2 separate regions of the Homo sapiens genome follow, and region 2 is linked to region 1. A link is a contact called in ENCODE Hi-C or POLR2A ChIA-PET data. All regions are on one chromosome and are shown on one strand. The core of a region is the stretch at or near the end of the contact, and the rest is flanking DNA. Distances in the headings are between cores, read along the strand shown. Region 1 holds the start of LINC02413 (long intergenic non-protein coding RNA 2413). Region 2 overlaps LOC643339 (a long non-coding RNA gene).

Region 1 (4,247 bases), core at 1,264-3,763:
TTGCTTTCAGCTCAAAATAATCGTTTTGCCAAAGTGGCATATTTTGGGGTGGCTAATCTCCTTCAGTAGCAGGTCCAAATTGAGATGTGCTATAAGATTATAATACACACATAATTTTGAAGACTTAGTATGAAGACAAAAGAATATAAAATATCTCATTAATAATTTTTGTATTGGCTGAGTGTGGTGGCTCATACCTATGATCCCAGCACTTTGGAAGGTTGAGGCAGAAGGATCACTTGAGGTCAGGAGTTAGAGACCAGTCTGGGCAACATAGTGAGACCTCATCTCTACATAAAAATTTCTAAATAAAATAATTAAATAAAAAAATAATTAATAAAAAATTAAATTAAAAAGTTAAATAAGGCCAGGCACGGTGGCTCACACCTGTAATCCCAGCACTTTGTGAGGCCAAGGTGGGCGGATCACCTGAGGTTGGGAGTTCGAGACCAGCCTGATCAACATGGAGAAACCCCGTCTCTACTAAAAATACAAAATTAGCCAGGAGTGGTGGCTCATGCCTGTAATCCCAGCTACTCAGGAGGCTGAGGCAGGAGAATTGCTTGAACCCGGGGGGTGGAGGTTGCGGTGAGCTGAGATTGTGCTATTGCACTCCAGCCTAGGCAACAAGAGTGAAATTCCATTTCAAAAAAGAAAAGAAAAGTTGAATTAAAAAATTAGCCAGGATTGTGATGTGTGCCTGTGGTCCCAGCTATTCAGGAGGCTGAGACAGAAGGATCATTTGAGCCCAGGAGGTTGAGGTTACAGTGAGCTCCACTGCACTCCAGCCTGGGTGCCAGAGCAAGATCCCATCTCAAAATAATAATAATAATTTTTATATTGATTATGTATTGAAATTATACTTTTGATAAACTGAGCTAAATATGTATTATTAAATTAATTTTATCTGTTCCCACTTTTTAAAATGTGGTTACTATTACAACATTTAAAATAAAATGTGGCTCATATTATACTGCTGTGAGTCAGTGTTGTCCTGGATAGTAAATAAATGACTCAAGCAAAGAGTGTATTTGGTTTCTAGTAGGGTGGTCTTCATCATCAGGCAGACAGCAGATGTTAGCTAATTTACTAGAGCAATTGCAATTTAAACTCAGAAGTAATTTAAACAATACAGAGACCTCCTGGGATGCTTGGACAAGTGGAGAGTATTTTTGTTCTTGTATTTGTTATTTTAAACTTTCAATGATATATTGGTAGACTGAGGTGAAACTTTTCATATCCACTTCAAAGACAGCCCTCAGTTCTTTAGAATGTAAGATAAGAACAATAAATCTTGAGGTGAAATGATAGAAATAAGATCAATTTAAATAGTAGGGGGATCTGATGAAATGCAGTTAACTTAAGAGCATTCCCTGGTGTCCAACATCCATATAAAAAAGGTCACCATTTATGGAAATGCAAGGTAGTAAATATTACCTCCCAGGCATCAACCTAAGAATTGAGTGAGGGATTGAGATTACTAATAATTAAGACAAAAAGTATTATTTTGCACTAGCCCCCATCTGCTGATTCTCGGAGCTTTTCCGAATCTTTCTTGATGACTTAAGATGGCTGTGGGGATGACTGTGAATGAAACCTGAGGAATTTTTTTGCCCCACATTTTCTCTTGGTTTCTCAATCCTGTAAGGGCTCCCGGTCTTTTCCAGGGTATTTTAGGACCACAGATTGCCACCTATGACCTGCCTGTTCTACACCTGCTTCCTTGACTTTGGTGGAGTTGTCACTCCTCACAGCTGCTGCCTTCAGCAAAACACTCTCACCTTTGGGTGCCAAAAGCAGAGCAGTCCTGAGCTTCTACAGCAGCCTGTCCCCCTCTACTGAAAACTAGCAACTTTCTAGCTTCTTGTTTTATTGGGTTTTTTTTTTTTTATATTTATATTAACTTTATTCCTAACAGCCAGAAACAGGAAACAATACAAATGTCCATCTACTGGCGATAAACTAATAAACACACTGTGGTATATCCAAACAATAAAATACTCTCCACAAAAAGGAACAAACCACTGATAATATAACAGCAAAGGATGAATCTCAAAAGCACATGCCAAGGAAAAGAAGTCGGATGCAAAATACTGTGGTGGAATACTGTGCGGTTCCACTCAGGTGATGCTCTGGAAAAGGGAGAAGTACATGGATAGAAATCAGATCACTGGTCACCAGGAGCTCAGGCTGAGGGGAGGGGACTGACTCCAAAGGGTCACTAGGAGGCTTTCTGGGGTGATGGAAATGTTCTGAATCTTCACTGTAGTGGCTGGTGATTGCATTTCTCAAAATTCATAAACTGAATACCTAAAGAGGTGAATTTTACCATATATAAATTATACCTCCATAGAACTGGGTTAGAAATCTTATTTGCACAAACATTCTGAATTATCAGAATGTTTTTTATCCAAGGTGAATATCACCTGTGGTCAAGATCTTCTCACCAGGATGGTCTTCTTGCAGTCCAAGACCCAGCTACAGTCACTATGTCCGGAGTGGGTTTTTTTTTTTCTTTTTAGATGAAGTCTCACTCTCCACCATATGAGGACACAGCGAGAAGGTAGCCACCTGCAAAACAGGAAGATAGCCTTCACCAGGAACAGAATCTGCTGGCACCTTGATCTTGGACTTCGCAGCTTCGATAAGTCTTCTCCGCCTAATGGTCCATTCCCATTTCCACTGATGGACCTGCAGCACTCGCCCTCCTCCACTCCCAGGAGGAACCTCCCCCACGGCTGCTGCTACAGGACTGCTTGACTTCTTTAGGCTGCTCCATCAGGATTCACATTCCCCAACCCACACAGAACCTAGCCAGGGCCTTCCTAGCTTCTTTCCTTCCCTTCTTTCCTGAGGGGAAAGTCCACCTTGGGTTTAAATGGCTTAAGACTGGGCAATAAGCCTGATCTCACTCTCAACCTTTGTCTACATCATGCTTATGTTTTGACAAAGTGGAATTTTACCTGAAGGTTAAGAAAGCCCATTGCCCTTTTACGTTCTGGAAAATGACTTACTGCAAGGGGCCACCCTTCCCCGTATGACTTAGACAAGTTTCATGAGTGCCCCTTTGTCTACTGATGACAAAACTAGATAGGGATCTTCCAGTCTTCTGTTTTTGACCTCCTAAATGACTAGCTGAACTGCTTGTCACCACTGATCAATCAGAACAAAATGCCTGTTAGCCAAACTTTGGTTAAGCTTCTCTCCTTCCCCCAGGCCCCTGAGCTTTGGCCCTCCATAACCCAAGCCAGCATACAGCCTCTTCTTAGGGACCCCTCCCCACAAATAGGCTGGCCACCAGGTAGAACATTCTCTGATCTACTGTCCCATGAGGTCACTCTTTCATTCCTCCTTGAATTAGCATAGTGATGTCACCTTCCTGAGCCTTTTCTTTTTGAGACAGAGTCTTGCTCTGTTGCCCAGGCAGAAGTGTAGTAGTGTAATCTCAGCTCACTGCAACCTCGGCCTCCTGGACTCAAGCAATCCTCCCACCTCAGCCTCCCAAGTAGCTGAGACTACAGGTGCCTGCCACCATGCTTGGCTGATTTTTTTTGGTACTTTTTGTAGAGACAGGATTTCATCATGTTGCCCAGGCTAGTCTGGAACTCCTGGGTTCAAGCAATCTGCCCACCATGGCCTCCTAAAGTGCTAGGATTACAGGCATGAGCCACCGTGCCCAGCCCTGAGCCTTATTTTCACTTCAATACCAGACATTGCTAAGTGGCAGTTGCTGGGCCAGGGTCAGCCCCAAATTTTCTTTATTCAGTACATACAGTATTGGAAATATTTATTTTAATCAATTACCACCATTGAAAAAAAATCAGGAGACTTTACGTAAATCTTTTGGCTTCTCTTAAGAAACAGGATCCGGAAACATTGTTTCCACCTCCTTGTAAGGTGACAGCACTCATAACTGGCCTGCTTTGCTCATTTTCGTGACCTGCCTGGGTTTTGGCTTTATGTTAACCCTAACCCCTGGCAGAGAGTGCACAGTTCTCTCTCATATAGTTGTTATGAGGTCCAAATAAAATAGTGTATAAAGTAGCTCCCAGTAAGAACTGAATCATTATTACTTCTCCCTTTTTAGTTGCTGAAATTCAGGTTTGTGAGCTTACGTTGACTTTTAAGCATCTAAATAGATTTTCCATTTTACATAGATGAATAATGATTAAAAATAGCAAAAGTAGGATTAGATGAACACCTGGGATGAAGCAAATCCTTAAAGGAAAATAATATGATCTCAGGAT
Region 2 (4,247 bases), core at 1,059-3,558, 310 kb before region 1:
TAGCTGGGACCACAGGCATACATCACCACACCCAGCTAATGTTTTATTTTTAGTAGAGATGGGGTCTTACTATGTTGCCCAGGCTGGTCTCGAACTCCTGGGTTCAAACAATCCTCCTGTCTCAGCCTCCCCAAATGCTGGAATCACAAGCATGAGCCTCCACACCTGGCCAAAATTGAATCTAAACGAAGGATTGCTAAGTTTGGATTATTTGAGATATTGAGAATCACTATTTATTAGGAGTAAAACTCATGCCCTAGATTTTTCAGGGAAGTCTGGGTTTTAAGTAATTTCATTATTTTAATCCCCCCCCCCCCAAAAGCATTTCATCAACTAAAAAAAGTGATTTTTTAAATACTAAAAAACTGACAAATATGAGAAAAACCTGTATCTGACCTCAAGTCCCTTTTTTTTCATTTTGGAAAATGAGGTTACAATTTATCTAGTCATGAGATACAAGAGGCAACCCATAGGGAACTAATATTTATTTTGAGGCATTCTTTTGCTAAACATCTGGATGATTGCTAGAGAATAATAACAATGATAATAAAAGTGAATATTTGCAGAATATTTTACTATAAGTCAGGCACAGTTTATGCTCACTGTCTCATGTAAAATTCACTGTATGCCTATTCAGAAAATTGTAATATTTTCTTTTCTTTCTTTCTTTTTTTTTTGAGATGGAGTCTCTCTCTTGTTACCAAGGCTGGAGTGCAATGGCGTGATCTTGGCTCACAGCAACCTCCACCTCCCAGGTTCAAGCAATTCTCCTGCCTCAGCCTCCCGAGTAGCTAGGATTGCAGGCATGCGCCATCTGGACCAGCTAATTTTGTATTTTTAATAGAGATGGGGTTTCTCCATGTTGGTCAGGCTGGTCTCGAACTCCTAACCTCAGGCGATCCGCCTGCCTTGGTCTCCCAAAGTGTTGGGATTAAAGGAGTGAGCCACCACGCCCGGCCAATATTTTCTTCAGTTTGCAGATGAGTAAACAGAAGTTTAAAGAGGCTAAGTAGACCAGGCACGGTGGCTGACACCTGTACTCCCAGCACTTTGGGAGGCCTAGGTGGGTGGATCACCTGAGGCCAGGAGTTCGAGACCAGCCTGGGCAACATGGTGAAACCCCGTCTCTACTAAAAATACAAAAATTAGCCAGGCATGGTGGCAGATGCTTGTAATCCCAACTATTCAGGTGGCTGAGGCATGAGAATCGCTTGAACCCGGGAGGCAGAGGTTGCAGTGAGCCAAGATTGTGCCACTGCACTCTAGCCAGGGCGACAGAGTGAGACTCTGTCTCAAAAATAAAATAAAATAAAATAATAAAGAGGTTAAGAAGATGGCTTAAAGTCACACAGCCAGCAAGTCGGGGGAGCTTAGTCTCTGTGACACTATCACCCATGCTGTAGACCATCACCATCTGATAGAAATAATGTGAGCCCCATATATTATTTAAAGTGTTCTAATAGCCACATTAAAAAGTAAAAAGAACCATGTGAGATTAATTTTAATAATATATTTCCTTTAACCCAATATAGCCAAAATATTATCATTTCAACATGTAATCAATATAAAAACTATTAATGAGACAGTTACTTTTTTTGTGCTAAGTCTTTGAAATCTGGTGTGGATGTAACACATAGCACATCTCGGTTTGGAGACTAAATTTTCATTGGAAATACTTGGTCTGTATTTAGATTTCATAAAATTTCATAAAATTAGATTTTATAAAATTTAGGTTTCACAAAATTTACAGTTGAAAAAGTAGATTTACATATCAAAGTTATTCCAAACATATGCAGAAATTCTCCAATAACTAAATTATGTAGAAGTTCTTCAATAACTAAATCTGGTCCAAGTTTTCAAATTAAAGTTTAAATTAATTACAATCTCCTTTCTCTGTCACTGTAGCTATATTTTGAGTGCTCAGTAGTCATGGCTGAGTGCTCTAGAACATTCTGTTACCCTGCCTGAATTATTTCTGTTAAGGGCTGAATCTCAAGGGGAACAAAACTTATGCCATAGCCAGAAAGAGGGAGAAAATTCGTGGAAGTGGAAGAAGGGTCAGCCAAGGGTCAAGAGAAAAGACCTTCTTTTTGGCTGCTATTAGGGTTACAGTAAGTTCTAGAGTTTTGGTAACTAGGGAAGGAAGCTAAAAGTGTTTTCTTTCATTTCTGAGAATACGTCATGTGTATATCTTACTAAACCTGGCTTTTCAAAGAAGGCTATGTCTTGATCTAGGAAAGATTAAAGCCAAATGAAAATAGCACTGAGCTCCTGGCAGAATAGCTCACCAGCTGAGCATGTCCATGAGGTCACAAGCTCTGTCTGTGTAATGGTTAGTCACTCAGTAAGGGGTCCAAGTCAAAGCTAAACCCTCTACCACAAACCCTGGAATGGAAAGGATCTCATATTTATTCTTGTCGTAGTTGTTTGTGGGGATCCCTGGGTTATGGAATATGTCTCAAAATGGCAGAAATTACACCTCGGTGCCAAGCAGTAGTTCCTGATCTTTTAAAATTCAAATCTATTTTACAGTAATAAATAATGTTATGATCCCCTCTAAGGAACTAAAGTCATTATGTTATTTCTGCAAAGTAGTTAGGAAATAAAGAAATTATTTTAGGTTTTTAAAAATCAACTTAATGCCAGGTGCAGTGGCTCATGCCTATAACTGTAGCACTTTGGGAGGCCAAGGTGAGAGATTGCTTGAGGTCAGGAGTTCAAGACCAGCCTGGGCAACATAGCGAGACCTCATCTCTACAAAAGAAAAAAAAAAAAATTAGGGCCTGGTGCAGTGGCTCACGCCTGTAATCCCAACACTTTGGGAGGCCGAGGTGGGCAGATCAACTGAGGTCAGGAGTTTGAGACTAGCCTGGCCAACATAGTGAAACCTCATCTCTGCTAAAAATACAAAAAAATTAGCCAAGTATGGTGGTAGGCGCCTGTAGTCCAAGCTACTCAAGAGGCTGAGGCAGGAGAATCACTTGAATCTGGGAGGCAGAGGTTGCAGTGAGCTGAGATCTCGCCACTGTACTCCAGCCTGGGGCAACAGAGCAAGACTCCGTCTCAAAAAAAAAAAATTTTTCAAAATTAGCCTGACATGATGATGGGCACCTATAGTCCCAGCTACTCAGGTGCCTGAGGCAGGAGGATTGCTTAAGCCCAGGAAGTTGAGGCTGTAGTGAGCTATGATCATGCTGCTTCACTGGGCAAGAGTGAAACTTTGTCTCAAAAAAAAAGAAAAAATCAACTTAAGAGAATTATGTTTTTAAAGATTATATTGAAGTATGTCTTAATATGTTCTGTAATAATACTTATAATGCATATAAACACCAGCTTTAACTTTTCCTTAAACAAATGACGTATGCTACTTAATTTACTCTAAATAGATTATATAAAAAAGCATGATTTAGGGTCGGGCGCAGTGGCTCATGCCTGTAATCCCAGCACTTTGGGAGGCCAAGGCTGGCGGATTACTTGAGCTCAGGAGTTTGAGATCAGCCTGGGCAACATGGCGAGACCCCGTCTCTACTAAAAATACAAAAAAATAGCTGATGTGGTGGCATGCATCTGTGATCCCAGCTATTTGGCAGGCTGAGGTGGGAGGATCGTTTGAGCCCAGGAGGCAGAGGTTGCAGTGAGCCAAGCTCCTGCCACTGCACTCCAGCCTGGGTGCAGAGCAAGACTCTGTCTCAATAAATAAATAAATAAATAAATATATAAATAAATAAAGCAGGACTTGACAAGTGCATATTACAAATCACATTACATCTTGTTTGCTTTGGAGACTAGATGTATATTAAAATGTAGACTTAGATTTAACTATTAATATGTTTTACAGCACCAAAAATAATGGCATTCACAATCTGATGGTTGGAATTCTTGCATTTCGTGTGCTTAAAAAATGTAAATCATCACTTTGATTTGATTATTTTTTGTTTTTTACTTCTCCAAGAAGAGGTAGAGTGATGGCTTTGTGCCCTCACTATATGGCAAATACCCATTTACACAGAGGTTAAGAAAGTGGGATTTGGAGTTGATTGTCCGAGTTTGAATCTGACTCTGCCACTGACCAGCTGTGTGACCTTGAGAAGTTACTTAAACTCTCTGTACCTTGTTTTCCTTGTCTAAAAAAGGGACTCTAATAATAGTACCTATCTCATGGGGCTGTTGCAGGATTACACAAGTTCACATCTGTAGGGGACTTAAAACAGCTTTTGGCGTATGGGAAAGGCTCAGTAAATGTTAGC

The links. A loop is a pair of places that touch in the nucleus more often than their neighbours do. ChIA-PET counts read pairs that join two places held with the same protein, here RNA polymerase II (POLR2A). Pooled maps may share reads with other maps.
Region 2: a map of ascending aorta shows a loop between it and region 1 (3-fold over the local background). The contact joins the enhancer-like site here to the promoter of LINC02413 in region 1. A Hi-C loop is called at or near these places in 3 of 168 maps with a recorded cell type or tissue (Caco-2, Calu3 and ascending aorta), 7 of 37 single-sample maps with no recorded cell type and 9 of 50 pooled maps. POLR2A ChIA-PET finds 5 or more read pairs at or near these places in 4 of 52 experiments (AG04450, OCI-LY7, T-cell and 1 more).

Annotation. Positions count from the first base shown.
Region 1 is chr12:92,989,011-92,993,257 of GRCh38, reverse strand. LINC02413 (long intergenic non-protein coding RNA 2413) reads right to left here and starts at 2,513. Exons shown (of 4, transcript XR_945212.3): 1 at 2,448-2,513.
Region 2 is chr12:93,300,837-93,305,083 of GRCh38, reverse strand. The region is part of intron 2 of LOC643339 (a long non-coding RNA gene); the gene reads left to right. Among named protein-coding and RNA genes, the nearest start is that of NUDT4, 75 kb to the left of the region's middle. RefSeq lists enhancers at 1,879-1,928, 1,949-2,008. Within about 2 kb of position 2,308, at least 5 of the 41 ENCODE cell types and tissues checked have a DNase peak (open chromatin) inside an H3K27ac peak, as active enhancers do; they include ascending aorta, where a contact is called at or near this core.